Regions from separate parts of the Homo sapiens genome. Here regions 2, 3 and 4 are each linked to region 1. The links are chromatin loops, found by intact Hi-C in ENCODE. Cell type or tissue: OCI-LY7. All regions are shown on one strand. Each heading gives the region's core, and the rest is flanking DNA. Links, peaks and the distances in the headings are about the cores only.

Region 1 (7,473 bases), core at 875-5,874:
GAGTTCACACAGCTGGTGAGTGGATGAGCAGTGGCCGGATTCACAAAGAGTCCCCTGATCCTAAGGCCAAAGCACTTTCTTAGCACAAGATCAAGGATCTGAGTGAAGGGGACACAGGCAACACCTCTTCCCCAGCTCCAACCTGAGGCAACTCTGTAGGGGTACCTGTGCCTAGGCAGGCCCTGTGAAGATAGGGATAAGGTGGGCAGCAGTTCCATTTAGTCCAGGCTGTAAATGGCAAGAGGCATCACTTTAGCCACTGTTCAGAAGCTAATCTAGGTAGAAACAGCAGGAGGCATCCTCACAAATATTCAATCTGCTCCCAAATCAATCTGCCCCTGAGAGCCTTGTCTCATCTGGAGGTGGGAGGAGAGAGATTCATGTGGTAGGAAGATGGCATGGGGAGCTAAAACTGCTGAGGCTTTCCTGAGGCTCTCTTGGGGTTCATGAGTTTGGGCCTTGGGCACTGGGGAGGAAGGGACAGTTAGGGAGTTTATTCCTCAGGGAGGATCTAGTCACATTTTGGCTGCATTGTCCTCCTTCTCAGGAGGCTGCACACAGAAAGGCAAAAGAAGGAAGAGGTTAGGTGTGAGGTGGTGGTGATGCTGAAATTGATTTCAGACGCTACAGGATGTAACCACACTTTTCTAGTTATAATTGCATGGGACAATTTTGGTAGTTTTCTGTGCTTATCAATGGCTAGGACTTCAGATTATTTTGAATTCCTTCAGAATCTTATAGAGTTCCAGACACTCACATATTCTTAATAAGTGTATATGGAATAAACAATTAAGAAATGAATAACGAGATGTCCCATTTCTAATTTTTAAATTTCTTTACTTTGTGCTCCTATCCAACAAATGTGTATTCAGCTTCTGCTGCAATTCATAGCTATGATCAAGACACACAAGAACCTTGCTCCCATGGAGCTTACATTGTAGGGGTGCAGAGAAAGATGTTAAATCTACAAACAACTAGATGAGAGAGTGAGACATGCCATCAAGAAAATAAATCAGGCAGTGGAATAGAGTGAAGGAGGTGGAGAGGCTGTTGTTTAGCTTGGGTGGTCAGGAAGGGTGTGAAGGGGCATGGAGGAACTAAGGTTTGGTTGGAAAGAAGGAACCAGCCTTGCATGGATTGGGAGAAACCTCAAATAACGAGGCAGACTGTTCCAGGAATCTATGTGGACTGAATGTACTGACATCACCTCTATTCATTTGCTAGGGCTGCAGTAACAAAGTACAGTCGACCCCCCTTATCCATGGCTTTGCTTTCTTCAGTTTCAGCTACCCATGGTCAACTGTGGTCTGAAAATATTAATAGGGAAATTCCAGAAATAAACAATAAGTTTTAAATCATGTGCTACTCTCAGTAGCATGATGAAATAAATATCTTGCTGTCTCACCCCATCCAGCCTGGGACCGAATCCTCCCTTTGTCTTGTGAATCCAAGCTGTAGGCACTACCTGCCTGTGAGACGCTTAGAGGCTGGCTCTGTTATCAGATAGCCTGGCAGTATCACAGTGCTTGTGTTCAAGTCACCCTTATTTTACTTAATAATGGCCCTGATCTGCCAAAGGGAAGCCGTAAGGTGATTCCTTTAAGTGAAAAGGTGAAAGTTCTTGACTTAATAAGGAAAGAAACAAATAGTATGCTGAGGTTGCTAAGATCTATGGTAAGAACCAATCTTCTATTTGTGAAACGATAAAGATGGAAAAAGAAATTCAAGCTAGTTTTCGTGTCTCCCCTTGAACTGCAAAAATTACAGCCACAGTGCACGATAACTTTTATTACAGTATATTGTTCTATTTTATTGATATTGTTGTTAATCTCTTACTGCATGTAATTAATAAACTAAACTTTATAGATATGTATGTACAGGAAAAACATAGTATCTATAGGGTGTGGTACTAGCTGCAGTTTTAGGTATCCACTGGAGTTCTTGGAATGTATCCCTCTGGAAATTGATTGTTCCACAGTTCTGGAGGCTGGAAGTCCAGGATGAAGGTGTCGGCAGGGTTCCTTCCTTCCTTTCTTCTTTCCTTCCTTCCTTCCTTACTTCTTCCCTCCCTCGCTCCCTTACTTCTTCCCTCCCTCCCTCCCTTCTTTCTCCCTTTTTCTTTCTTTCTTTTTCTTTCTTTCTTTCTTTCTTTCTCTTTCTTTCTTTCTTTCCTTTCTTTCTTCCTTTCTTTCTTTCTCTCTTTCTTTTCTTTCTTTCTCTCTCTTTTTCTTTCTCTCTTTCTCCTTTCTTTCTTTCTTTCTTTCTTTCTTTCTTTCTTTCTTTCTTTCTTTCTTTCTTTCTGTCTTCTTCTTCTTTCTCTTTCTTGACGGAGTCTCACTTCATCAAGTCACTCTGTCACTCAGTTGCCCAGGCTGGAGGGCAGTGGCATGATTTTGGCTCCCTGCAACCTCTTTCTCCTGGGTTCAACTGATTCTCCTGCCTCAGCCTCCCAAGTAGCTGGGATTACAGGTATGCACCACCACACCTGACTAATTTTTGTATTTTTAGTAGAGACGGGGTTCCACCATGTGGGCCAGGCTGCTCTTGAACTCCTGACCTCAAGTGCTTCACCCACCTCAGCCTCCCAAAGTGCTAGGATTACAGGCATGAGCCACCACACCCTGCCAGGGTTGGTTTCTTCTAAGGGCTGTGAGGAAGAATCGGTTCCATGCCTCTTTCCCAGCTCCTGGGGATTTGCTGCAATTTTTGGCATTTCTTGGCTTGTAGATCTCTGCCCTCATCTTCACAGGATGTTCTCCCTGTGTTTCCAAATTTCCCTTTTTTATAAGGACACTGGTCATATTGGACTAGGTCCTACCCTAATGATTTCCTCTGTAAAGATCTTATCTCCAAATAAGATCACATTCTGAGGTACTGGGAGATAGTACTCCATCCAGCATATGTTTTTGGCGGGGACACACTTCAACCCATAACGTCACCACTCATGAATGCCCTGGAATGTCTGTGTTACATGTGCTCACAAAAGTTTGTTTGGTTTTTCTCTTCTCTTCCATTATGTAGAATACCCTAAGGTATTTGAATTACCCACTGTTCCTCTTAGATCATTCCCTCCCAGCTGATGGAGGAACTTGGGAAAAGCTGCCAACCAACTCAATATTTTGCCTCCCTTAACTGGGAGATCACATTACTATGGGCAAAGTGCTCTTCATGCAAATCTCCATGGGTTTGAGGAAGAGGTCTGTGAATTCCAAATATTCAAGAGGGCACTGGGCAAGTGGCCCTACCTTTTTTCTTTCTTTCTTTCTTTCTTTCTTTCTTTCTTTCTTTCTTTCTTTCTTTCTTTCTTTCTTTCTTTCTTTCTCTTTTTTTTTTTTTCTGAGACGGAGTTTTGTTCTGTCACCCAGGCTGGAGTGCAGTGGCGTGATCTTGGCTCACTGCAACCTCAGTTTCTGGGTTCAAGTGATTCTCCTGCTTAAGCCTCCCCAGTAGCTGGGATTACAGGCACCCACCACCATGCCCGGCTAATTTTTTATTTTATTTTTAGTAGAGACGGGGTTTCACCATGATGGCCAGGCTGGTCTCAAACTCCTGACCTCAGGTGATCCACCAGCCTTGGCCTCCCAAGTGGCCCTGCCTTTTTAAAATAAAAATATAAATATAGGCTTTATTTCCTCTTTGGAACGCTCTAATCAAAACAAACTGGGCCACGCATGGTCACAATAACAGGTGGCTCGGGAGGTCCCTTGTGGCTTGCTGGCTGCAGACCTGGCCTCGTAGAGCCCGGGAGGGAGTGACATTGGCCCCTCATGCAGCGGGGCAGCCAAGCGTGCCTGCAGCTGGCCGAGGCCAGCTCTTGACTCACAGAATGACTAACAACGGGGAAGCGTAGACAATGGCGAGAACAATGTGGGAGAGTTGTTGCTGGAAGGAAGTGAGACTTGTCAGGGCTTCCCCCCAGCTGCTCACAAGGTAGTGCTTGGTGAAGCATGCCTTTCTCCTCAAAGTCTAAACAGGATCAGTGAAAACGTAACCAGCCCTCATGAGCCTGTAATCTGGGATTACAGGTGTGAGCCACTGCACATGGCCTGCCCCACAGCTTCTATGATGAGCCCCTCACCCCGTTTATACCACTTAAGTCTTCTCCTGGCCAGAGGTGATGCCCACACTGGGCCAGGCTGGGTCCAAGTGTGGAGTCAGGTCATCTTTCCCGGAGGGATTTACACAGAAGAGCAGGGGTCACACCCAGGGACACTGGGATGGGACGTCTGGCCCAGAAGTGGCTTCTGAACTCAATGCCCCGTGGTCTCTGTCACTTGAAGTTCTGCAACTCTAAATCTCTATTTTTATATATTTCATTGATTAAAGGCAAGAAACACTTAACTTTTGTTGAGTTTGAATAGAAGTAACTGCCCTTATATTTAACAGTGAGTAAATGTACAACGTTCCTTTTGAAATGAGGTCTTCTCCATCCCACTCGATTTCCCATATGGGAGTGTTGAAGGAATCTAGAATTCACTGTCTTCACAGTCCCCTTCACCTTGCTCAGAATCTATGTTGAAATTTTTAAAGTCCATTTTCTGTGCTGATTAAACTTTCACATGTTAGCCTTTGAGGCAGATATGGCATTTTGGTAATGTGGTATACAGATTACTGAATAATTACATAAGCTCTGGACAGCCACATTTCCTAACATGCATGTGCCTCTTCTCACGGGGCCCAGGACAATACTTCCAACTAAACAATTCCAAGAAGTTTTATTCAAATAACACTCTCTCTGAAGAATTTCTCCTGTTTAATGGGAGCTAGGGGATATAATTAACTTGAACACTTGATTTGGAATAAGACAGTAGAGATTTTAGAAATTGAGGGATTTGAAATATCAAACTCACTCCTAGGATTTAGACCCAGACAAGAAAAAGCTTAAAAATAAAAACAACATTACAATTATTAAATTTATAGTCCAAATTTAGATATGTGTAATGAATAGTCACTTTTTTTCTTCTTATCTGGAGGCTGAACAATCCCGAGCTGGGATTTTTTTTTTCTTTAATATGAAAGAAAAGAAAAATTAGTGTCTGGGAATGAAGGGTACTTATGACCTTTCTCCAGCCTCCTGGAGTGATGTTTGGGGACCTTTGCTGAAGTAAGTAGAGTTATTCATGTTGAAGACAGCTCGAGAATGAAGCACACAATTACACGGGGAGAAGAGATAAGAGAAAAGAGATCCATTTATTATTAGAGTCAACCTTTAGAGAGTTGTTGTGCTTTTTGAATGAACTTATCAGTGACAAAAAGTTAAAGTGTAGAAGCAGAAGGCATTTATTCAGATGGTATCTTTCACATCGTGAAATAATGTTATAAAACACAGAGGGCTTGGGCCTGGGAATTTCTGAGCCTGTGTCAAGGTTTAATTATTGGATTTTTATCAAAAATCTGCTTTTTTCCTGATGGTTTCAGGCTTCAACTAATGAGAGATTATTTAAACGTGCTCTCACTGAGGGTGCCAAAAGCAAAATTTTCAGCTGGTTCTAAAACCATCTTTGAACGTGAACATGGTCCTACGGCAGCTACTTGGTTTGAAGTCCCTCCTTTCCAAGTGACAGCATTCACACAGCATTTACTGTGGACAGTTCCCTCTGCTTGGGGTACATCTATGCAAATGTGTGAGACTCCCTGGGCTGTGCCACCTTCCATAAACAGTCCCTGCTCACCCTTCCCCTGCAAGCACATCATTGGAAGTCACCAGATAACCAGAGGCCGACAAAGAGACAAAAGGCCTACCCTGACTGCAGCACTAGGTCCCTTGCTTATCCTACTCCTTCAACCAGGAACAGCACAGCCCCTTTCTTGGCATATGTTTTTTACTTTCATGAAACTGGCCCTAAATGATACACCAGGCACCCACTTGGGTTCAACTTCATGGTTCTCAGTAGAAGTGGAAAATATGAGGGGCTGTGTTCACGTCAGTTAATTCTGTGATGGGTGCTGTGAACTGGGTTTGTCCTCAGGGAATCAGGAAAGTGGCCACCCAATTCAAGTATCTTTTAACAAGATATATAGGCCTTCCAAGATCTCTAAGACATTCTAAGATCTATAGCACATTCTAACATTTTAAAGCACAAGGTTCTAGAAATGTAAGAAAGGAACTGTCTGAGAATATATAGAGAAATACCATGGAATGACTTAATAGTTTACTAAGGCATATGTGCATGCATCAAAGGAGAACATAAAGTAAATGCTGATCTATCTAGAGTGTGGGTCTCATGTCCAGCCCAGGACTCCTCACTAGGGTGTTTATTGGTGATCCTGAAAGCTGTCTTGGACACAGTGGAGAATGAGTGTGTACCTGCACACACACACACACACACACACACACGATAGGTGGGGTGGTAGAGAAGGTGTCCCTTTTTGGCTTATCAGATGCACCTTTACTCCTCTGAGTCTCCCCTGATCCATGGACCCTTGTGCCTAATCACAGTTAAGCTCACTGTATTGGAGCTGGTATACTACACATTCCTGACCTGTGCCTGTAGTTATTCGGAATTCAGGCAGCGTTTTCCTGCCCTGACTCATCTTCATCGTTTTTTGTAGCGCTTATCATTTTTTTCCCATTTACCATTGCACTAGTTGGTGTCAAAGTGGGAGTCAGGAGATCCCATGCCATGTAAATGCACTCTATAAAATGTCCATGTGATGCCTGTGGATGCCTGTTACAGCATTAACGAGAGGGGGTGTTTAACCCTTCTCATTTTCTGCTGCAGGGAAAGATGTCACTGGGCTGAAGATGACAAGAAGATGTTTCCCAGTTGCTCACAAACCCTTTCCTCTGTGTTGTTCCCATCTTTACCCAGCTCTCTCTGCTGTCTCCCATTGTTAACTGGTCCCTGAATGCAGCAGCTGGAGGCATAAACTGCCTTTTTTTTTTTTTTCCCGACAAAAGGCATCTTAACACGGGCTTTGCTGCTTGAGTTTTCATTCTTCCCATGGTGTGGGTTACATCAACAAATTCTAACTCCTGGGCTGAGAAGGAGCCAAGTGGAGGTGCTGATGGAGCAGCATGCAGCATATGCCCTTATTTAACCTGCCAGTCCTTATCAGAGTGCATGTGGAGATGGCTGGGGTCATCCTGCCATGCTGCCCATCAGCAAGTCCCCAGGGCTGATCCTGTTACTATTAGGAAGTGGCCGTGCTGAGTGACGAGACACCTGGCAGGTCTCGCTGACGTGTCTAGCCCCATTCAGGACACCTTTTCAGCCTGACCAGTTGCTCCAAGGTGATGACAATTCAGATAAAATTCTTGTTCACAAATTCTTTAAATCAACTGAAGTAAATTCCAGACTATTGCCAGAAGTGAGGGTGCATTAGAAATCTCTGTGTAGCAAGCACTGGTATTTCTCATTGAGCCTGATAAAACTCAGAGCATATGGCAGGGAATCAACCACACATTGGACTTGAGATGTATTAGAACCATCCTTAAGTAGAGCCTTCTTTGAGATTGATTCAGAGTCTTGC
Region 2 (7,473 bases), core at 1,700-6,699, 58 kb after region 1:
AGACTGTTTCTTTGTAGATGAAAACTCCAGGCTGTGCTCTTTATATCCATGCAATATCCAGGTGGGTCCAGATGCAGGCAGGGGCCTGGCCAGGTACCCAGAGGAATTCCCACTCTCTCAGATTTAATGGTGCATAAGAAATGGGAACAGAAATTTTAAAACTCGAATTAAGCGCTGTAACTGGTGAGCACTGTGTAGCTGCGAGTTATGCAGAGTTGGGAGTGAAGTGGTTTAGAGAGGGTATTTCACTTGCCTCTCATATGGCATATTTTCAAATCTCTAACAGTAACAATGACTAACCTTTGTAAGAATTTTGTACCAGGCAAAGTGTTAAGAGTATATCTGGATTATTTCCTTAAGACACACAAAAATCATGAGATAGTCATAGTTATTAATCCCATTAGATGAATGCCAAATCTGAGAATTGGAGAGACTGACTTGTCCCGTGTCACACAGAAAGTAAGTGGCAAAGCTGCTTTGACTCAATGAGGAGTCATGTGCTTACCAACTAGCTGTATTGCTGCTTAGCACCCAGATCCTCCGTTTGAAGGTGCACTGTCCATTATGGGTTAATCAACGTTTATCGTGGGACGACTTGCTCCTGTATTGTTTTTGAGTTGCTTATTTAATAGGCCTTTATTAGCACAAGCATCTGGTCTAGAAGAGTAAGTGTTAAAAAGGAAGCAAAGGTGATGGAGAGGCAGAGACATTCTAACAGGTTTCCTTTCTTCTGCTGCCATTATTGGCCTTTTGCTCCTGGGCTTCTATTTCATTTTTCCTTGGCAACAAGCTGGGATACACCAGCAAAGACGAACACAGCCAAAGTGCAGCTGCTCCGGGGCCGTGGGTAAGATGGCCAGACCTCTACTGCCAGTGGTGACAATAAAGCCACACGTGATCCTTAAAAATTCAGTTGCTGATTTAGCTTCTCTGGGCTCCCCAGTGTGAATGAAGATGGAAAGTTTCACTTACGTTTTCCTTTGCCATTTCACTATTTTCCTCCTTTGTGTTTGGTGATCCTGAGCTGGTGTTTTGGATCTGCTTTATTTGTTCATGCTACTTTTTTCTGAGGTGGAGAAAGTAGAGGGTTTTAAGCCAGGCACCCTTTCCATTTATCTTTAGCCCAGGCATGTTTACAGAGAAATGGAATCATGTACTTCTTATTTATATTACATTTACCCATGTGGAATCCCTTGGATATTTTGAGGAAGTCAGCAAAACCATGCCATGCATTTTCTCTTTGAACCATAAGTTGTATTTAGCCAAACTAGATAAAACAATGGCCAAGGGTGGGAGTAAGTGGAGATATTGTGAGATTTTATCCTGCAAAGCTGATCCTAAGCCTACTAAAGCAACTCCTCCTGGCTCCTGGGGCTTATCTGGGAATATTAGAAGGACACTCATTTCAGGGTAATGCATACCTCAAACATGGGAATGAGGAACAGAGGAAAAGAAATAAATAAACCCACCTATTTCACCTACTAAGATATGGAACTTGGAAAAACATTGGCCGTGGCTTACAGTGAAGTTAGAATGGATTTTTTTTTCTGCATTCATTCTGAAAAACATACCTGCACAGCCTTCTTTTATGACTTGAGGACTACTTTTCAAGTAATCCAGGGGAAAGAGAGACCTCAATGATGTGATGTCATCTTGATTCTCCTTTCAATGAAAATCTCAACTTTTGTTAATGAATTAGGTTCCAACCTGTCAAAACACTGAAAATACTACAGACATTGTCAAAATGGTGACATCTAGACCTGGTACAGGTGTGAAGTTGGGTGAAGTGTCTGTTCATAACTTTTTTCCTGATACATTTTCAAGTCAAAAGCACCATTTGGGTAACAGGGAAAGGACTGAGGCCCACTAAGCAGTTTTCTCTAAGTTGTGGGCCTCCCAGTCGTGCCGGCTGAGACTCTGCTACAGGCCGAGGTTGGTTGATTGTCTTGGCAGCTAACAAAAGCCGAAGTAGGTGTCTCAGTGGGAGTGGAGCACAGCCATTGTCTCCAGGGGCTGTGTGTGCAACGGATGCGAATAGAAGCAGGTTTCAGTGAAAGCCTTATGACTGAGCTTTTTGCTTTTATTATTTGGTTTCCATGGTAAGTCTTTTCAAAAGACTTGGATAACAGTGTCTTTATATACACAGGAGAGTAATACGATGAAGGATGCTGTACATCAGCAAGGGCTCGGGAGTTTACAAAGTATGCTGTGCGCAAGGCCTCATTTGGTCCCCACAAAGGTGCTATGGAACAGGAAAGGATTATCATTGCTGTTTTGCAGAGGAGAAAATTGAGGCCCCCAGAGGCTAAAGGGCTTATTTCAGGCAATACAGTGAGAATGTTCTGCCTCGGGTGTTGTCAGGCAACCCCATGGTGGTTTTCAGAGGATGCTCTGCAGAGGCCAGGTTGAAGGGTACCATCTCAGGCTCAGTGGCTGCCCTCTCCCTTGCAACCCCACTTAATTAGATGAGTTCCCAGTGGGAGCGGTAACCACAGAGGGCATTGAGAAATGTGTGGGGCTTTTTAGTTTCAGTCACTTGAGGTGGCGGAGGGGGGACCACCAATGTTGGGGATGGGGCCCAGGAATACGAAATATTTTGTGCAACAGGACTGTTCCACAAAATAAATTCTTTCTGGAATTTTCAATAGCATCCCTGTTGAGCAACACAGAAGAGCATGTTTTTTTCTTCTTTTTAAAAATACATATTAAGTTTATAATATGATTATATTTGAGATAAGCAAGGTTTTCCCTGTAAAAGTGGACATTTGAAAATGACTGGACTACCTGTTTTTTGAGATACCTTCCAGCTCAAAACTCTGGACTATTCTTTGCATCCTTGTTTCTGGCTTTCCCCAGAGGTACCACAGAGAGGGGCTCCGACCTTTTCTCTCTGGCCTAAAATTCCAAGGTGGAGCCCTACCAACCTGTCATCAAACTGGCAGGTAGCTTGGGCTCCATGCATGGGCACTGGACCTTGCCAGTTTGAACCACCCAGGCTGGTGATCCTTAGAAACTTTGCTGCAAATTCTGCAATTCAGCCGACAATCAGGCTAAGGATGCAGGAACTGGCACCGGCTGTCCTCACTCCCCTGCTGGGAAGACCTGATACTCACAAATTCCTCCATCTACTTGAAAGCTGCTTTTCTGTGCAGCCTGGGATTTTTCAACAGAAAGTGTTAAAGTTGGGGGTGGCAGGGAAGAGGGTGTTGCACACACATGAACCTGTCTGTCACAGCCACGCACTGGTGAGAGCTGAGATGTGACAGTTTATTTGCAAACCTGGTGAGTGGTGCTGGCAACATCTCGTTCCTTCTCCAAGTGTCTGACCGGCAGGGCTTCCTTAAATGTGCTGCCGGCTGCCTCCCTGCAGGAACTGGGAGCTGCTGGAGGAGCCTGCCATTCTTTCACCAACTCTTACCTATACTTCATGACAGAAAGAGGCACCATTGTAGGTCAGGATAGAAACAGAAAGCACTTCAGTGCTGCCATCATAATGCTGACAGAGACGGTTCTCATCAAGCACGTCACACACCTCACAGCCATTCTCTGCTCCTCACAGGGGGCCTCTGAAGGGAATCTGTTTCCACTCCACAGATGAGAAAATTGACCCTTGGAACGACTCTGTAAACTGTTTAAGATCCCACAGCTTCTAGGCGATACGGCCAGGCTCCTACCCACATGTGTCTGGGCTGAAGAACATCTTCATGGCCGTTGGCTACCTTGCCTCTGAAGCTGAGGCTGCTGGCTGACTGTATCATCTGAGGGTTGATTTCTGGCCATTTATTTCAGGTCTCCTTGATCTTGTGTGAAGACTCCTAGGGTTATGAGTGGGCTAGCAGCCCAGGCTCCACAGGCTTCTTGCTCCCTGTCACATCCTGTCATCTAGCCTGGTGACTGGCACAGAGGAGGTCCTTAGCCACCCTGCTGAATGAACACACCGGACGTCTAGGCTCCCCTCACATATCTGTGCAGCGCCAATAACCACATCCTGTTGTAAACTCTGCCGCCTCGCTCAGACAGAGCAGCTTCTAGAGTGTCAAGGAGGAGGACGGTGGCCATGGGCCACGATGGCATGTGCGTGACTGCAGCAGAGAGGACGGGGCACACAGAGGACAGTGGCTGGAGGAGTCGGGTGCATGTCAGGTCATGTTTCACAAATGCAGTGGTCCTGCATTGCCTGCCCCTGCTCCTCTCGCACTCAGGGCTGGGAGGAGGGTGAAGCAAATGAGGCACTGGCTCCAGGCACAAAATATAAGGGGGCTTCTCCATTCTCAAGATGGACACTGTGCTGGGCCATAGCAGAGCCTGAGGCAAAAGGGAGAATCACTGATCCTATCATTATCTAAAATATTGATGTTTAATCATGATTTTTTTGTATTAAATATGATCTTTAAAAATATTGCATTAAAATATTATTCATCTTGATTACTGAGCTTTTTGCTGCCCTTAATTTTTTTTTTCTTTTTTTGAGGCAGAGTCTCATTCTGTCACCCATGCTGGAGTGCAGTGGCATGATCTTGGCTCACTGCAACCTCCGCCTCCAGGGTTCAAGCAATTCTCCTGCCTCAGCCTTCCTAGTAGCTAGGTTTACAGGCATGTGCCACCATGCCCAGCTAATTTTTTGTATTTTTAGTAGAGACAGGGTTTCGCCATGTTGGCCAGGCTGGTCTTGAACCCCTGACCTCAGGTAATCCGCCCACCTCGGCCTCCCAAAGTGTTGGGATTACAAGCGTGAGCCATGGCGCCCAGCCTGCCCCTTAATTTTGTACCCACGGCAAATGTCTGCTCTGCCTGACCTCATGTCTCTCTGCCCCTGCCTCCCTCCTCCAGCCAGAATGTCCACTGCCCTTGTGTTTGAAGCCTGCCAGCTACCTGTTAGCCTCAGGGCCTTTGCACAAGCCACACTCGTTTCCTGGCCCTCTCTTTCTCATATTTATGTGGCCCCTTCTCAAATCTCCTTTAAGTCTTGGTTGGTTGGCTGCTTTTTTTTCTGTCCTCTGTAGTGTAAATACCATGATATAGTTTGGCTCTGTGTCCCCACCCAAATCTCATCTCGAATTGTTATCCCCATGTGTTGAGGAAGGGAGATGACTAGATCATGGAGGCGGTTTCCTCTTGCTGTTCTCCTGATAGTTACTGAGTTCTTATGAGATCTGATGGTTTTATAAGAGGCTCTTCCCCCTGGGCTCACACTCGCACCTGCTGCTTTGTGAAGAAGGTGCATGCTTCCCCTTCCACCATGATTGTAAGTTTCCTGAGGCCTCCCCAGTCATATGGAACTGAGTCAATTAAACCTCCTTTGTTTATAAATCACCCAGTCTCGGGTAGTGTCTTTATAGCAACATGAAAACAGACTAATACATAACAGGGAGGCAGGTGTTTGCATCTGTGATGTACATTGTCCTGGCCGGGTATGTGGTAGATCCTCAGCAAATATTTGGTGTATGAAAGAATAAATAAATATGAGAAATAGGTATAACTATTAAGGAGCTTAAACCACAATTAGAAGTTTTAATTTGAGGGATCATAGTCATTGTCCCTCAATGACTATGATCCCTTTTAATTGGGGTCATAGACATTGAGGGACAATGACTATGATCCCTCAAATTAAAAGGGATAGACTTTGAAAAAAGAAATAATAATATGCAGCTACTATTTACATGTGCAGGTGCTATGCTAAGTACCTTTTATGGATGTATTATCTTATTGAATCTTCACAGCAACCCTATTCTCCCACATTTTTCAGGTAGACAAAGTGAGACTGAGAGAAGTTAAGGAACATGCCCAAGGATCAGGGTCTTGGATTTAAACATAGATCTGTCTGAGCTTTAACAAGGATCCTTGATGTTTGCAGAATGTGTGGGGTAAAAAAGAGATCGAAGGTTGGTGGAACACAAAAGAAGTAGTGTGTGACATGAGGGAGGAGAGAGGCAAGGTGTCAAAACAATTTTCCATCACTGGTTGCATTCCTCCAGTGTCTCACTGCGTCTACCTATCCACAGGGTACAAGTCCAGGAAGGATTAGATGGGCTTATTGCCAACCAGCGGAAGGCAGGTCAGAACTAGGTTAAGAGTGGCTGGTAGACAAGTCATTAACTCAGCCAGACTGAACTCTGTTGAAAAAAATGGGTTCAGGACTTTTTTATAAATGAGATTGTAATCCGATTAGCAATGGTCATCTTTCATAATAATGAGCCCCCAGTATATATTTATGAGTTGAGCTCATTAACCAGGTCCATGCCAGCGGCTCTCAAATGTGTTGGGGTAGGAGAATCTTTTTAGAGCTCTTTGAGGGACAATGGCATTGTCGAATAGAAAGAGTAAGCCAGGAACACCTTGGTTAGCATTTTGATTCTACAAATTACTTAATCTTTCTGAGCCTATTTCTTCAGGGATATGTTGATGATAATCCCTTTCTCACCTGGTGCTGTGCAGATTAAATGAGATGATTTTCACAAAGCACCTAGCTTTATACCCGACACACAGGAGGTGTACCCTGGATGTTTGTGTCCTTTACTTTTTTTTGGTCTTTTTCTTGTTTTTCTTTGCAGGCTGGTCAGAGGGAAAGGACAAAAGGGGTGAGAGCAAGAGTTGAGAGTGGGTGACCTTCTAGGGAACACTGGCTAATAGGGTTAGAGATGCCCCTCAAGTATTGTTGCTTGGTTACACAAGCACAGATTTAAAAATCATACCTGATAATGAAATGATATTTAAAGAACACTGTTTCTCTAAGGAGTTCAAACCAGTTATACACACATGATCTTATCGACCCTGGTGGAATCCCTGGGCAGGTACCGTCATCTCCATTTTCAAAAGGGGAAGGAGACCTGGGAAGGACTAGAGACATACCTGGTCGCTATGCTCCCTCTGTTCCCTGCTCGGCACTGTTTTGTGAGCCCACATAGCAATCAGGGCCTGGCCAGAAATAAGTGATGCCTTCAGCATGCCTGCATGCCAAGTCCCCATAATCTTAAGCACCTTAATAAAGCAGTGGTTTCTTATGGGGAAAGTACAGCTTTCCAGGAAAGTTTTCTTGAAATGAATTACTGGAACAGCAACTTCATCTTGTTAGAATTAACGTGCTCTAGTAGAGCCCATGAGGGGATTTGCTTCATTCCAGAGTTCCAAGAGGACAAGTTGAGACACGCCTACTTAGTGTTGATGGTTTCTGACTAATTCACGGAATCAAAAAACTATTGTTTTTCTTTCCTGCTCCTTTTGCTTTTCCTTCTCCTTCTCTTCTCCCTCTTTTTCCTCCTTCTCCTCTTCCTCTTTCTTCTCCTCCTCCTTCCCTTCCATCCCTTCTCCTCCTCTTCCTTCCCCTTCTGTTTTTTTCCTCCTCTCCCTCTTCTTCTTTTCCTTCTCTTTTCTCTCCTCCTTCTGCTATTTTATTTTTATTTCTTTGGCAGGCTGTTGGCCCAGGGCCATTAAAATGGACAACTCTTTAGAATGAGATTGGTTAAGATGAAGAAC
Region 3 (7,473 bases), core at 1,580-6,579, 130 kb before region 1:
CCTTATTTTCTTAGAATAGTAGAACTGAAAAGAATCTTACACATGAAAGTAGTTCAGGTGTTCCCAAACCTGGCTCCAGTACCATGACTGCTTTAATAGATTGCCAAGCTGCGCTTCATACCTAGTGAATCATAACATCCGAAGCTTCCTAGAAGAGTCGGACCATTAGACTGGAGGGATAACTACTCGCTTATTCGGTTGCCTTCAGGAAAGGGGAATTTATGTGCTTGGTTATTGGGCTGATTAATAGCAGGACAAGAAATCTTATTGTCTCTGTAGATTCATCCAAATAATATCCAAATATATATATAATGTTTGTTTGAGATGGGGTCTCACTTTGCCCCCCTGGCTGGAGTGCAGTGGCACAATCACAGCTCACTGCAGCCTCAACCTACCCGGGCTCAGGTGATCCTCCTACCTCAGCCTCCTGAATAGCTAGGACTATAGACACGTGCCACTGCATCTGGCTTTTTTTTTTTTTTTTTTTTTTTTTTTTTTTTGCATTTTTTGTGGAGATAGAATTTCTCCATGTTGCCCAGGCTGGTCTTGAACTCCTGGGCTCAAGCCATATGCCTACCTTGACCTCCCAAAGTGCTAGGATTACAGGTGTGAGCCACCATGCCCAGCCCCAAATAATATTTACATTTCAGGTACTGACTAGGTAGGTGAGTGGGGGCAGTTTTGAGATGGGTGAGCAAGGTCTCTCTGCCTTGGAGGTATATGTGGATTGTTATTCAGCCTTTCTCAAGGGATGAGTTTTAGAGAGTGGAATTAGACTCACTTGAGGAGCTTTTTATTAAAAAAAATTCTAATACCCATATAAGACTGCAAACTTAACTGATAAATGTTTGTTCTCACTGCTCCACCAACCTGCCATTCCCCATCTGTCTCCCCCTCTTCAGGGTTCCCTATCCCTGAGACAAAACAATATTGAGATTAGGCCATTAAAACCCCCACAATGGCTTCTACATGTTCAAATAAAAGGAAGAGTCACACCATCTGATCTCACTCACTGTAAATCAAAGGCTAGAAATGATTCAGCTTAGTGAGGAAGGCATGTATAAAGCCCAGATTGTCCAAAAGCTAGGCCTCTTATGCCAGTCAGCCAAGTTGTGAATGCAAAGGGAAAGTTCTTGAAGGAAATTAAAAATGCCATTCCAGTGAACACAAATTATAAGAAAGCAAAACAGCCTTATTGCTGATCTGGAGAAAGTTTTAGTGGTTTGTATAGAAGATCAAAACAGTCACAACATTCCTTTAAGCCAAAGCCATGTTCAGAGCAAGGCCGTAACTCTTAAATTCTGTGAAGGTTGAGGGAGGTGAGGAAGCTGCAGAAGAAAAGTTTGAAACTAGCAGAGGTTGTTGGTTCATGAGGTGTAAGGAAAGAAGCCATCTCCATAACATGAAAGTACAAAGTGAAGGAGCAGCAAGTTATCCAGAAGATGTAGATAAGACCATTGATGAAGGTGGCCACACTAAACAACAGATTTTCAATGTAGATGAAGTGGCATTCTATTGGAAGAAGATGCCATCTAGGACTTTCATAGCTAGAGAGGAGAAGTTAATGCCAAGCTTCAAAGAACAGGTTGTGATTCTCTTATTAGGGGGGTAATGCAGCTGGTGGCTTGAAGTTGAAGCCAATGCTCATGGACCATTCAGAAAATTCTAGTGCCCTTAAGAAGTATGCTAAATCAACTCTATCTGTGCTCTGTAAATGGAACAACAAAGCCTGAGCGACAGCACATCTGTTTACAGCATGGCTTACTGAATATTTTAAGCCCACAGTTGAGACCTACTGCTCAGGATGAAAGATTCAAAATATTAAACTGCTCAATGATAATGTACCTCCTCACACAAGAGCTTTGATGGAGATGTACAAGCAGATTAGTGGTGTTTTCTTGTCTGCTAACACAACATCTGTTCTGCAGCCCATGGGTCAAGAAATAATTTTGACTTTCAAGTCTTATTATTTAAGAAATATATTTTATTAAGGCCCAAGTTGCCATAGTGATTCCTCTGATGGATCTGGGCAAAGTAAAATTAAAAATCTTCAAGAAAGGATTTAGCATTGTAGATGCCATTAAGAAATTTGTGGTTCATGGGAGGAGGTCATAATAGCAATATTAATAGAAATTTGGAAGAAGCTGATTCCAGTCTTCATGGATGACCTGGGAGGGGTTCAAGATTTCAGAAGAGGAAGTAGATGCAGATGTGGTGAAAACATCAAAAGAACTAGAATTAGAAGTGGAGCCTGAAGATGTGATTGAATTGCAGCAATCTCATGATAAAACTTGAACTCATGAGGACTTGCTTCTTACGGATGAGCAAAGAGAGTGGTTTCTTGAGATGGAATCTACTTCTGGTGAAGATGCTGTGAATGAACATGGTTGAAATGACAGTAAAGGCTTTAGAATATTACATAAAGCGGTGGCAGGGTTTGAGAGGATTGACTCTAATTTTGAAAGAAGTTCTGCTGTGAGTAAAATGCTATCAAACAGCATCACATGCTACAGAGAAATTTTTCGTGAAAGAAAGAGTCAATCAATCAGGCAAATTTAATTGTGTTGTTTTAAGAAATTACCAAAGCGATCCCAGCTTTTAGCTACCACCACCCTGATCAGACTGCAGTAATTAACATTGAGGCAAAGGCCCTCCAGCAACCGATCACAACTCGTTGAAGGCTCAGATGATTATTAGCATATTTTAACAATAAAAGTTTTTAATTAAGATGTGTACATTATTTTTTTAAAATATGGCTATTGCACACTTAATAGGCTACAATATAATGCATACCTTTTATGCACAGGGAAACAAAAATTTGTTTTTACTTTATTGTGATATTTGCTTTATTGTGGTATTCTGGAAGTGAACTTGAGGTATCTCTAAGGTAGGCCTGTATTTCATACATGAAGAAAGGCATAGAGACCAATATAATTAGTACCCATATTCTACCTCTCTGTTTTAGCTATAAATATAATTCTTCCCCTCCTTGTCCCAGAGGTAGCCACTAATTCCAGAGTTTGTGTGTTGAAGGGCACCTTTCCTGCCAGAAGCCCGTACCCTGGCTGTGCTGATAGATGGGGTCCACAAATTCTTTGTAGGATCCCCTTTTTAAAAAAAGCTTTACATAAATGTTATCATTTAAGGTAAACACCATTCTGTAACTTGATTTTCTTTAATAAAAGTCAGCATGATATTTTTGAGATGTATTGTTCTTACATGACCAGATATGGCCCCATACTTAATAGTTAAATCAGGAAATTGAAGCCAGACAGCTTGAAAACCTTCTTAATGGAAAAAAATGCAAGAAGTGGGTGGGATAGAGTTTCTGTTGAATTTTTGTATAGAACATTGTCATTTGTGGGAAACTAGTTGATTTGAATTCTGTGTTATTTTGAATAGCCTAATAACAGCTTAATGAGGATTAATTGCATGTTGTATGGAAAGTTAATTGTTTTAATTTACTATGGGTGTAGTTACTGCAGTTTGGTTCAAACAGGTGAAAGTTAAGATTTGTAGCATAAAACAGGAAGCAGATGGGGGCTAATTAAAGTTCTGTTGATGATAAAAGGATGACTGATCAAGGAGCGAGCAGCTGGTTTCTCAATTTAAACACAATTTGTACTATTGTATGAAGACAGCCCTCTGCAAGTTCTCATGAGTATCTTTCAAAGGTGAAGGCATGTGTTCCAGCAACAAGTGTGAAGGCTGTTGTGGCCCTGTTTGTGCTCGCTCCCCTTTTTTGCCTTCAAGCAGTGTCACTTCAGGTTTTTCCAAAAAAGGGGGTTAAGGGATCACAAAACCTGGCCAGATTTTCAGTGATGCTCTCTGGACACCTGTTGTGTCCCAGAAAAGTCTAAAGCTCTTTCTGTCTCCAAGAAAAGTGCCCAAGCATTTCATTTCCTTTTGTAGTTTTTCTTACTTATCTCAACTCCGTCTCTTGGCAGGCTTTCCAATGTTGTTGCCCTGACCATAACCCAAGAAGGCCCACATCTAGCTAGCGGAAGCGCCGGGTATTTAAGTGTGTAGGCGAAGGCTAAGCAGTGCTGTAGATACTTTCCTGGAGCCTCACCTTGTTCTTCAGGGTCTTTGAGCTTCTGGCCATGAGATGTTAGGGACTTGAACTTATTTTGCTTGATTGTGTCCTGGATGACTTTCACCTTCAAATGACAGCATCTTTTGTTGCTACTGCTAATAGTGATTGCGTAAACATTGAGGACAAGTGTCCTCTATGTGTTTTGCTTAAGGAACATGCCAGCACTGGGTTTTCTTTGAATGTGTGCAGGGAGGTGACATGAGGTCAGATGAGGTGTGCCTTGCTTGGAGCCAGGGGCTAGACATTTGCTTGAGATTTTGTGCCCATAATATCTAATATTTATAAGTGCTTTGTAGGATTATCTCATTTTAGTCCTTACAAAAATGCTTTGGAATGGAAGTTGTTTATCCCCATTTTGTAGATGAGGAGATTGAAGCCTGGAGAGGTAAAGTGACTCAGCCAAGGTCTCACATTTGCTAAGTGCCAGTACTGGATGTAGATTCCAGGTTTGTGTGACAGCAAGCCCACGCTCCTCAGCCACTAGTTTTGTGTAAAATTGTTGTTCTCTTTCCCCGTCTCCTGCTTAAGGAAAGATATATTGTTTCCTGGAAAAACAAAAATGTTAGCATATAGTTTGCAAACTACAACTTATTATTTGGTTATGCAGGTGTGTGTGTGTTGTATAAACATTATATATATTTCACTTGGATATATTCCACTTGATAGGAACTGCTTTGTTTTTGAATGAATATATGAGAAAGGAAAATGCCTGGGTTTTTGTTTGTTACCCCAATGTAGCAACATTATGAAAGGTAAAATGCTCTTTCTTTAACAGCAGCAGCAAAAAAGACAACATGCAAAGGTAATCTACAAAGTAAAAAGCCCCATTATATTCACCACCTGGAAGCAACATTATTGTATTCATCAAAATTGTCTTGTAAAAGAAGTAATTGACCATACAGAGCTCGTATAATTGGTAATAAAGAGCACCCTGTATTTTAGTTGCAAATAGTGTGCAATAGGTTTCAGGGGTGTCATGATTGATGTTCACTGTCAGGTGTTGTAAATAAACTTTCCAATCCCAGATGGTGTTTTTGCCTAGTTAGGTTCTACACTGATCCCACCACATATTACACTAATGGGGAAACCTTGTGTACAGGTTCCTCATCTTCCAAGCTCTATTGTGGTGACCCTAGAAACTGCCTATGTGCTCACATCATGGCTCCTAACAGCATGAGGAGGAGTGTCACAGCCAAGGCTAGAGTGTTTTCCTGGCCTGGGAGAAGTCTTAGGATTGTACCGCCCCCGCCCCCTTTTTTTTTCATTCTGCTGCCTTCTCAGCAGTCAACTTCAGAATCACTCTTCTCCTGTCTTCTTTCCCCCTTCTTTGCTTGTTCCTTCCTATACCTTGCTTGTCTTTTTACAGAAGCATTTAAGGAGATGGAAAAGATTTGGCCCATTCTTCTCCTGTCATAACTCTGCCTGTGTATTTCTGAAGATGATGTTGACTGTTGGGGAATGGGATGTAGGAGAAAGAGGTCTACTGTGGGTCTTGCTTCGCACGGAGTAATCCGACCTGGCGTGGATTGTCTGGTCTCCTCCTTCATCCATCAAAGAGTAAGGCATGGTTCAATTACTTCTAGCAGCAAGTCCCACAGAACACCTGGGCTTTCTGAGCTACCTAGGGCAGGTGTGTTATTTGGTAGGAAGTTTGGGCAGCACTGGGGCTTTCAGTGAGAGCCCCTCCTTCTACCTTGGCATAATCATAAAATCTCACCAATACGTAGCCCTTTATGCTTTTTGAAGCACTTATACCCATTACAATTCTGTGGGGCATTTAGGACAGACATTGTTTTCCTACTTTATAGACAAGAAAGCTTAGACATAAAGGATGTAAAAATGTGTCCAGTCAGAAAGATAGAGCCAGACTTAGATTTTCTTCCTCATTACCACCGTCTTGCCATTAGATCAGCATTTTCCAAAATGTGTGCTGCTGAACATCAGTTTCATGGTATAGTCTGTCAAGAAGCGCGGGCAAAGAAATGTGTATGTGCGTGGAGGGGTGTGCATGTGCATGCATGTGATCCCACCAACAAAACAAAACAAAGTCTAAGGGAACAGTTTTGCTCTTGTTTGTTTTGTGTTGTTTTGTGTACTCAAGGCTCTAAAAAACTGTACAGTTAGGAATCCTGTTTAATTCTGTGTGGCCAGAGTGTCCCAAAGGTATTTTTTCAGTGAATTCAAATCACCCTAAAAGGAACCATTATTTTGTAGAGCACATGCCGAAGAATGCTTTAGTAGGCCATAGTGTGCTGCTTTGTCCTGAAGCTACTTTGGAGGTGCTACAGGAGACCTCAATGGTTAGAGGAAAATCTGATCTTCAGGGAACTTGCAGGGAAGAGTCCAGAGGATGCTGATACACAGTCAGTGGCTGGGGATGCTTTGGGAATAAAGACTGTCCCGAAGGTGGAGTGGGATGGGAGGCTGGCTGCAGGGAATCTTTGTCATAATGTCACTATAAGCACCATGCCTCCAGGATTTCATACCGAGTAGGAATTTAACCAGAATGCACAAAAGTTCTCAATCTACAGGATCAGCATTCTAGGACCAGTTGTCAGCTTTGTTAGGTAAAGCTCCATGAACTGTAGCCTGAGTGACAGCTGCAGAGTTTATTGGCTTAGGGATGGACTTAAGAAATTTGGACCCAGTACAGCCAGCATGCTGCTGCATCTTGGCCTGAAGTTTGACAAGGCACATTCCCTGAGTGAGGCCATCTGCATCAACCCCCGCTCCACTGCCCTTTCTTTAGTACTTAATGTTCAACTTTGCGTGCAATTTTGCTTTTACTAGATGGCAATTGAGGGAAGGGTGGAAGAGAAGTTGGTGGTAAAGGTGCCAGTCAGTGGGCACATTCTGCATCCATGTTCTTAATCAGCTCTTCTGTCTTTTAGCAGAAATAGAACTTGATAAAACTCTTTTATTTTGAAGTAAGTTTGTTCCAGCCAAGCAGAAAGGATAAATTATTTTGCATTGATATCTGAAACTAAGGAAGCAAGTCTAACCTCCTAAGAACTGGTCATGGATATCACCCTTGATCTATCTTTTCTCCTCTTCTGTTCATTCTGTTTCATTCTGTTATGTTCTGCTTGGCTCTGTTCTGTTCTAGGCATTGAGTATAGATCAAAAAGTTCATGTATAATATTTTTAAATCCCGACGACAAAAACTTTAGATTAATGGAGGTGATTAGTTTACTTAGTTTGGGCTGGTGAGGAGAATAAAATGATCCTAGTAGGAGGAGTGGCTGGAAGAAGTGCTATGAAATAGGAAAAGTTAATAACCTAAGGTGTGGTGTTCCTGTCTGCAGGTATCTGTTAGCTATCCTCCATAAAGTGGTTTTATGTTCTTCTAAAGTGGACAGAGTATTAGACTCTGTGAC
Region 4 (7,473 bases), core at 1,666-6,665, 210 kb before region 1:
AATGCAAAACTGACACCATTACAGTCCAATAGGACTGAATGTATTAACTGTTAAGTGTACTTGGAGTGAGTCTGACTAGCTCATGTTGAACCAAAAGGTTTATGCAGTAAAAATGGCATTGTGGCACATCAGAAGGCACAGTTGTAGATTAAATAACACTCATCAGCCATTTAGAAATGGCAAGTGTTGAGGAGAGCTGTCCGGGCGCGGTGGCTCACACCTGTAATCCCAGCACTTTGGGAGGTTGAGGTGGGTAGATCACTGGAAGCCAGGAGTTGGCCTGGCCAATATAGTGAAATCCCATCTCTACTAAAAATACAAAAAATTAGCCAGTGGTGATGGTGCATGCCTGTGGTCCCTGCTACTTGGGAGACTGAGGCACGAAAATGCCTCAGACCTGTGAGGTGGAGGCTGTAGTGAGCTGAGATTATGCCACGACACTCCGGCCTGAGCCTGGGCGACAGCAAGACTCTGCCAAAAAAAAAAAAAAAAAAAAAGAAGTGTAGAAAACTATTTTACTAATATATTTATCCCTATAGAAGCAGACATTTTATTTAAAAGGTACATTGCTGATGAGGGGTGGGGGACAGTTAAATAAATGAAAAAGCCCACTACCGTGAGGTTTTATTAAATGTCTAAGTTACCTTCCACGTGGAGAAAATAGCTTTCAGACGCACCAGGATCTCACACTTGCATGATTGTTAATGATGTCAGGCAAAACTAGTCAAAACCAACTAGGAAACAATATGGAACTGGCCAGTCTAATTTTTTTTTTTTTTTTTTTTTGAGATGGGGTCTAACTCTGTCACCAAGCTGGAGTGCGGTGGCCCAATCTTGGCTCACTGCAACCTCTGCCTCCCAGGTTCAAGCGATTCTCCTGCCTCACCCTCCCAAATAGCTGGGATTACAGGCACACCTGTAATAGTAGAGACCACCACACCTAGCTAATTTTTGTATTTTTAGTAGGGACGGGGTTTCACCATGTTGGCCAGACTGGTCTCGAAATCCTGACCTCAACTGATCCACCCACCTTGGCCTCCCAAAGTGCTGGGATCACTGGCATGAGCCCCCACGCCCTGCCGACCACTATTGATGTTTGTAGATCCAGTGAAGTTCAGAATTACAGCACATCTTTGGTCTTTTAATTTTTGTAAGTAAAGATATTATATAAAACATCTTCATCCTTCAACTTCATTCTCATCTTGGTTCTAATTTTGAAGGGAGGGTTCCCTGAGGGTTCTTATCTCCCTCAGGGAAGGGAGGTAGATCATTTCTTTCAAGATAGCCTATCTCTGCTGACCTTAAGTCATAGGAGTTCTTTAATTCTTAGAGACCTCTGCCTTCTCAGAGGCCAGTACCACCTCTAAAGTGTCGTGGCCCCTTGGTCTACACTGCAGCACCCCTCATCTGGGAAGTGCTGTTATCTCCAGTAAGCCCCACTGTATTCTTTATACATCTCTGGCCAGCCACATATAGAAATTTCCAGGCTGTCAACTTTTTCAGTGTGACTTGGTTCCAGCATCTTGTATACAGATCTTCGAGACCTAAAAAGAAAATCTTTTTTTTCTGCGTTGATGTATTTTTCTCCCTAGATGATGTTTGTCTTTTTCTTTTTCTTCTTTTTTTTTTTTTTTGTGACAGAGTCTCGCTCTGTCGCCCAGGCTGGAGTGCAGTGACACCATCTCGGTTCACTGCAACCTCCGCCTCCAGAGTTCAAGTAGTTCTCCGTCTCAGCCTCCTGAGTAGCTGGGATTACAGGCGGCCACCACCACGCCTGGCTAATTTTTTTTTTTTTTTTTTTTTTTTTTTTTTAGTATTTTTAGTAGAGATGAGGTTTCACTGTCTTGGCTAGGCTGGTCTTGAACTCCTGACCTTGTGACCTGCCCACCTCAGCCTCCCAAAGTGCTGAGATTACAGGCATGAGCCACCGAGCCTGGTCAGATGATGTTTGTCTTAATAAAGATGTCATTCATTCTTTGAGCAGTTCCAGTTACAGAGCTGGTCCTAATGATATACCCCATGAGCTTAACAGCCCTGGAACCCCTACCTGTCTTATCTGATAAGGGCAAAACTGTGATGAGAAAGAGGGTGGAAGAGAGGGCTTCCCTTGTATGCTTTTGTTCTTTTTTGTTTCATTAAAGATATTTCTTGGATAAACAGTTTTTCTCAATTGCTGTTCTAACAGTCTGGAAAATATAGGTCATGGTTTTGTGACTCTCTACTCTTACTATGTTAGAGATATGATAAAGCATCCATGTTGAGGGAAAATATGTGTTTCTGTTTAAAACCGTGGTTTCCCCATCTTGAAGGTGTTATAGTACTGCCTTTGTAAGTACTGGTGAGTACTTACAAAGTACTTACTGGTGAGGGGCTGGGTTTTTGCTCAGTTAAAAATCTGAAAGTAGCCAAGTGAACCTGGCATCAGGAAAGGGAGGGAACCTCTGTGGTTGTATTTTGTAACTGCAGTAAAAAAGCCAATGCGCATGATTAATCCTCCTAAGTCTTATTTGGGCCTAATGAGGAAAGGAGGAAGAGGGAAACCAGTTTGCATTATGTGGGAAGATAAAGATTTCTTCAATGGTTTGGTATTCTGAAGAGTTAGCTGAGGCCGGGAGGCACTGGGCTTTGTCTCCTCAGTGTTTCGGCCCTCTCCTTTCATATTGGTTTTCCTTTTTTAATTAAAAAATTAGTGCATTTCCTCTGCGGGTACCAGGCTCAGAAGCCTGCCATGCAAGTGGCTGAGCGAAAACCCCTCTTTGAGTGAGGAATCCCCAGCACAGAATGAGAGGGTCTTCATCTTGCAGCAGTGGCAAGGGTGAGAGTGAAAAGGCACCCTGCATTCTGTACCTGAAAAGAAATGCATTTAGAGGCTGGGCGTGGTGGCTCGTGCCTGTAATGTCAGCAATTTGGGAGGCTGAAGCGGGTGGATCATGAGGTTAGGAGTTCGAGACAAGCCTGGCAACATGGTGAAACCCTGCCTCTACTAAAAACACAAAAATTAGCCAGGCGTGGTGGTGCGTGTCTGTAATCCCAGCTACTCGGGAGGCTGAGGCAGGAGAATGGCTTGAACCCAGGAGGTGGAGGTTACAGTGAGCCGAGATTGTGCCACTGCACTCCAGCCTGGGCGACAGAGCAATACTCTTGTCTTGAAGAAAAAAAAAAAGAGAAATGCACTTAGATTTCAAATTTAGTTTGGAAAGAGAAATTATAATTGAATCACCTAATTCCCAGGCTTGTAAATGTTGTGTCCTTCAAAGCTTGAAAGCAAAATAACCACATAAATATTTGGGAGTGGTTCATACAAGTAAACGTCAAATACTTGAGACATTTTGGTTGCTTGGAAGCAAGGTCAAAGGAAATGGTTTGCATATGGTTTAGCTAGAAGCTCTTATTTTGGCAGATTCTTGAGGTAGTAACGGTCACAATGTGGATTTTATTGTTCTATTTTGACATGAAAAAGGTTTTTTCTCTTCTCTAACCTTCAGGATAGAGTTGCATAAGTAACATCAAGATAGGCATGTTCAGTCACCATAATTTTGTATCAGAGATGATGTGCCTTCATGAGCTGTGAGGTTTAATTTGCAGAATCATCAGTTTGGGCCGGCACGGTGGCTCACGCCTGTAATCCCAGTACTTTGGGAGGCCTAGGCGGGTGGATAACCTGAGGTTAGGAGTTCGATACCAGCCTGGGCCACATGGCGAAACCTCGTGTTTACTAAAAATGCAAAAATTAGCCAGGCGTGTTGGCGGACCCTGGGGAGCCAGAGGTTGCAGTGAGCGGAGATCTTGCCGCTACACTCCAGCCTGGGCGACAGAGACTCCAACTCAAAAAAAAAAAAAAAAAAGAATCACCAGTTTGTTACACCAGTAGGTTTCAGCCTGCCATCATTCATACTATACTGTGATTTGAATACAGGAGAAAGTGGGCTCTCTTGAATTACAGTTACCTCATCTGTTTGCAGCAGAACTCTCTCTCTGCAGGGCTACCTCCTAAACGGGGAGTGGGGAGGGAGGAGAGGGGAACTTGCAAAACTTGTAAATATCGATTGGGGTTGTTTGTGTACTTGGCACCAAGCTGGTTGCATTGGAAACTTTTCTCTCTGGATGGGTAGGTATGTAGGCCATCATGAAATTTACATGTGGTGAATGGGAAAGCTTCCTGTGGATCATCCTACCCTGAGAGTTCTTCAATCTGTATGACTGAATTGGTCTCTCCCCTTCAACCTTTTAGGATTTAATTTTCTCTTCAGTGGCCCATTATGACATTTACATACGTTGAATTTGAAAGATTCCCATACTCCCAGTCTCTTCTGTTACCGGTGTGCCTGGAGCAGTTTGTTGAATTTGTGAAATTTTGAGATAGAATGAATTTTGTAGGACCTGAATTTATTTATAATCTTATATTTATATTATAAATATGATGTATATTTAGATGTATATTTATGTTATAAATATAATGTATATTTAGATGTATATTTGTATGTCATGTATTTGTATTAACATGAAGTCTTTCTGATGATGATAAAACACTATTTTTAAACATTTAGCAGTTGATGACTACATTTTAGAGGTCATCAAAATGTTTTATTTTTTCCTCTCTTGAAGTTATTTGGTATAATTAAAAAAATTCATACTAAGGAAATTTATCAGGGTTAAAGATTCCTGTAATTAGGCATGTTTTGATGTTATTGATATCCTCTTTTCTGGTTTTGGAGTGGATACTTTCCCTGCTGTGACCTCTGTGCTCTGTAGTGGTTCTCCTAGGGAATTATATTCCAGTAATTCTGGGTATTTCTTTAAGGTGCTTTGTATTTCTTGAAGTGCCATTTTGATACTTTCAGTGTTCTGAACTGTACCTAGAACGTACTTTTTATAAAAAGGAAGCAGAGTCCATCCAGGCAGAGAGAGTACTGTGTGCCTGTAGTCTTGTCTATTCGCAAGGCTGAGGCCAGAGGATCCCTTGAGCCCAGGAGTTCAAGTCCAGGCTGGGCAACACACTGGGACCATGTTTCTTAAAAAAAAACAAAAACAAAAAACAAAAAACAAAAAACCAAAAAAACTAGGCAGTGCGTGGTGGCTCACACCTGTAACCCCAGCACTTTGGGAGGCTGAGGTTGGCGGATCACTTGAAGTCAGCAGATCACTTGAGGTTAGGAGTTTGAGATCAGCCTGGCTAACGTGGTGAAACCCAGTCTCTACTAAAAATACACAAATTAGCTGGGCATGGTGGTGCATGCCTGTAGTCCCAGCTACTCGGGAGGCTGAGGCAGGACAATTGCTTGAATCCAGGAGGCAGAGGTTGCAGTGAGCCAAGATTGCGCCACTGCACTCCAGCCTGGGTAACAGAGTGAGACTCCATCTCAAAAAACAACAACAATTAACAACAACAAAAACCAAAGCTAAACAAGAGCAGAATCCAGATTATTAAAATAACAATTTAAAAAGCATGATTGTCACAGGCTTCAATAATTACCTGCCTGCTCTTGAGTGTTTAGGTTGGTCTTGGAATCGGCCTGTCCCTGTGCTTGAGGAGTGGACCCTCAGGGTGTCACTGCCCTTCTTTGTGATCTCTTTTTAGCCTACTGTCCTTCCTTTGGTGCCTAACTCAGAAATAAACATTCTTAATCTGTTCAGCTTAATTGAGATTCAAACCTCTTAAAAAGTAGTTTTGTCAAGAGGCGTGTGAACCAGAGCAACTCCATTTTGAATAGGAGCTGGGTAAAATGAGGCTGAGACCTACTGGGCTGCATTCCCAGACGGTTAAGGCATTCTAACTCACTGGATGAGATAGTTGGTCAGCACAAGATACAGGTCATAAAGACCTTGCTGGTAAAACAGGTTGCAGTAAAGAAGCCAGCTAAAACCCACCAAAACAAAGATGGCCACGAGAGTGACCTCTGGTTGTTCTCACTGCCACACTCCCACAAGCCCCATGACAGTTTACAAGTGCTGTGGCAAAGTCAGGAAGTTACTCTATATATATAGTCTAAAAAGGGGAGGCATGAATAATCCACCCCTCGTTTAGCATATCATCAAGAAATAGCCATAAAAATGGGCAATCAGCAGCCCTTGGGCTGCTTTGTCTACGGAGTAGCCATTCTTTTATTACTTTACTTTCCTAATAAACTTGCTTTCACTTTACTCTAGGGACTCGTCCAGAATTCTTCCTTGTGGGAGATCCAAGAACTGTCATTTGAGGTCTGGATTGGGACCCCTTTCCTGTAATAGTTTGAATGTTAAAGTTTGTGCCATTGCATTCTTTGGTGTGATTGCTTTATTCTGAACTAGAGGTGAAGAATGTGGGGAATGTGGAATAAAATGAAGGGAATATATCAGTACAGATGGAGCTCATAATTTATGGTGAATTTCTCATTCCTCACAATTGGAGGGTATATGTTTGAAGTGAGTCAATTTCTGAATTTATTACCTAATTTGATTGTATGCCTTATACATTATATTTTTAAGAAAAAAATTAAAATAATTATTGTGCTCTGTGATCTCATTGAACGATGTAAATGATCTTGGGTCATGTAAAATGCTGAACATATAGGAGGACCCTACTTAATAATTTCCTTTGCGATGAAAATAGGGACACATTTTAATCAAAGACAAACTGTTGATGGTTATGTTTCTTAGACTAACCATGACTTCCGCCTGTGTTTATGGCAAGAAGGGAAAAGGAAAACACTTTCATCCACAGAAGTCATCAATTCTGTCATGATTGACAACTTGGGGGCCTCCAATTAAGCCTCATTTATACTCCCCACCCCCCATTTTTTTAGAGAATTGATTTTAAAGGGTATTGGGAGGAAGAAGTAATTAAGTCAGAGAGATAAAATGAGAACTTAAAACACTTCAGATTGTAGAGTAATGCATCAGAGGGATTCTTTTCAAGACAGAATTGTCTGTGATCCTTAACTGTGTGAATACACTCCTTGGATTTGAAATGAAGACAACCCCTTTCCACTTAGTCATGTGCCCTATGAGGCTTGTTTCTGTGTGGCTTGCTGAGACTCACTTAAAATGACATTGACTTTTATTAAACCTTAAGGTTTGTGATGGGCTTTTTGCACAAAAGCCTACTTCTCCAGGGGACGTCCCTGCTCTCTCAGGTTGCTATCTTGTTACTCTGGCCTGAAACAAGTTAGCAGCCACTTTCCCGCAGACCTGCACAAGGCACATCACATCAACGGCTGTTGATTAGAGCATAATGACTTGTTAGATCATGTTTATTGTGCAAATGAACCTGAATGTTACTAGGACAGCATATCCATGTAGGCTTAGAAAACTTAATTTTTAATGCCCCTTCTATCTTTCATCAGGCTAAAGCTTTTGGATTTATGGTTATTCATTCTAGCTATAAATATATTAATAGTATTTTGGGCTGGTCAGATATGGGGCATGACCTTTGACATCCTGCTTGGCTATGCCTGGGAATTTGACATCCTTCAATTTAGGTGGAATTCCCTTGTT

What was found. Hi-C counts contacts between places; a loop is a spot of excess contacts. Peaks named below come from ENCODE experiments on the same cell type or tissue, not always from the same donor. Only the 100,000 strongest peaks of a DNase experiment are listed, where the experiment ranks them.
Region 2: a loop joins it to region 1, with 4 times the contacts of the local background. A loop is called at or near these places in 5 of 110 quality-filtered maps.
Region 3: a loop joins it to region 1, with 5 times the contacts of the local background. A loop is called at or near these places in 6 of 110 quality-filtered maps.
Region 4: it touches region 1 in a loop (6-fold over the local background); 28 of 110 quality-filtered maps call a loop at or near these places.

The regions. Positions count from the first base shown.
Region 1 is chr13:40,442,069-40,449,541 of GRCh38, reverse strand. All of the region lies in intron 6 of LINC00598 (long intergenic non-protein coding RNA 598), which reads left to right. Among named protein-coding and RNA genes, the nearest start is that of LINC00598, 35 kb to the left of the region's middle. RefSeq lists enhancers at 3,277-3,882, 3,692-3,991. In OCI-LY7, for the core only: no CTCF peak of the experiment used is centred there; a DNase peak (open chromatin) is centred at 3,811; H3K27ac peaks cover 3,345 bases.
Region 2 is chr13:40,385,350-40,392,822 of GRCh38, reverse strand. The region is part of intron 6 of LINC00598 (long intergenic non-protein coding RNA 598); the gene reads left to right. Among named protein-coding and RNA genes, the nearest start is that of LINC00598, 92 kb to the left of the region's middle. RefSeq lists enhancers at 3,618-3,697, 4,138-4,277. In OCI-LY7, for the core only: a CTCF peak has its summit at 2,302; DNase peaks (open chromatin) are centred at 2,332, 3,282, 3,522, 3,952 and 1 weaker place; H3K4me3 peaks cover 2,633 bases; H3K27ac peaks cover 2,470 bases.
Region 3 is chr13:40,577,497-40,584,969 of GRCh38, reverse strand. All of the region lies in intron 1 of FOXO1 (forkhead box O1), which reads left to right. Among named protein-coding and RNA genes, the nearest start is that of FOXO1, 85 kb to the left of the region's middle. In OCI-LY7, for the core only: no CTCF peak of the experiment used is centred there; DNase peaks (open chromatin) are centred at 2,229, 3,609 and 3,979; H3K4me3 peaks cover 4,202 bases; H3K27ac peaks cover 5,000 bases.
Region 4 is chr13:40,648,662-40,656,134 of GRCh38, reverse strand. All of the region lies in intron 1 of FOXO1 (forkhead box O1), which reads left to right. Among named protein-coding and RNA genes, the nearest start is that of FOXO1, 14 kb to the left of the region's middle. RefSeq lists enhancers at 3,378-3,898, 3,899-4,420. In OCI-LY7, for the core only: a CTCF peak has its summit at 3,651; DNase peaks (open chromatin) are centred at 2,404, 3,374, 3,754, 5,924 and 2 weaker places; H3K4me3 peaks cover 4,110 bases; H3K27ac peaks cover 5,000 bases.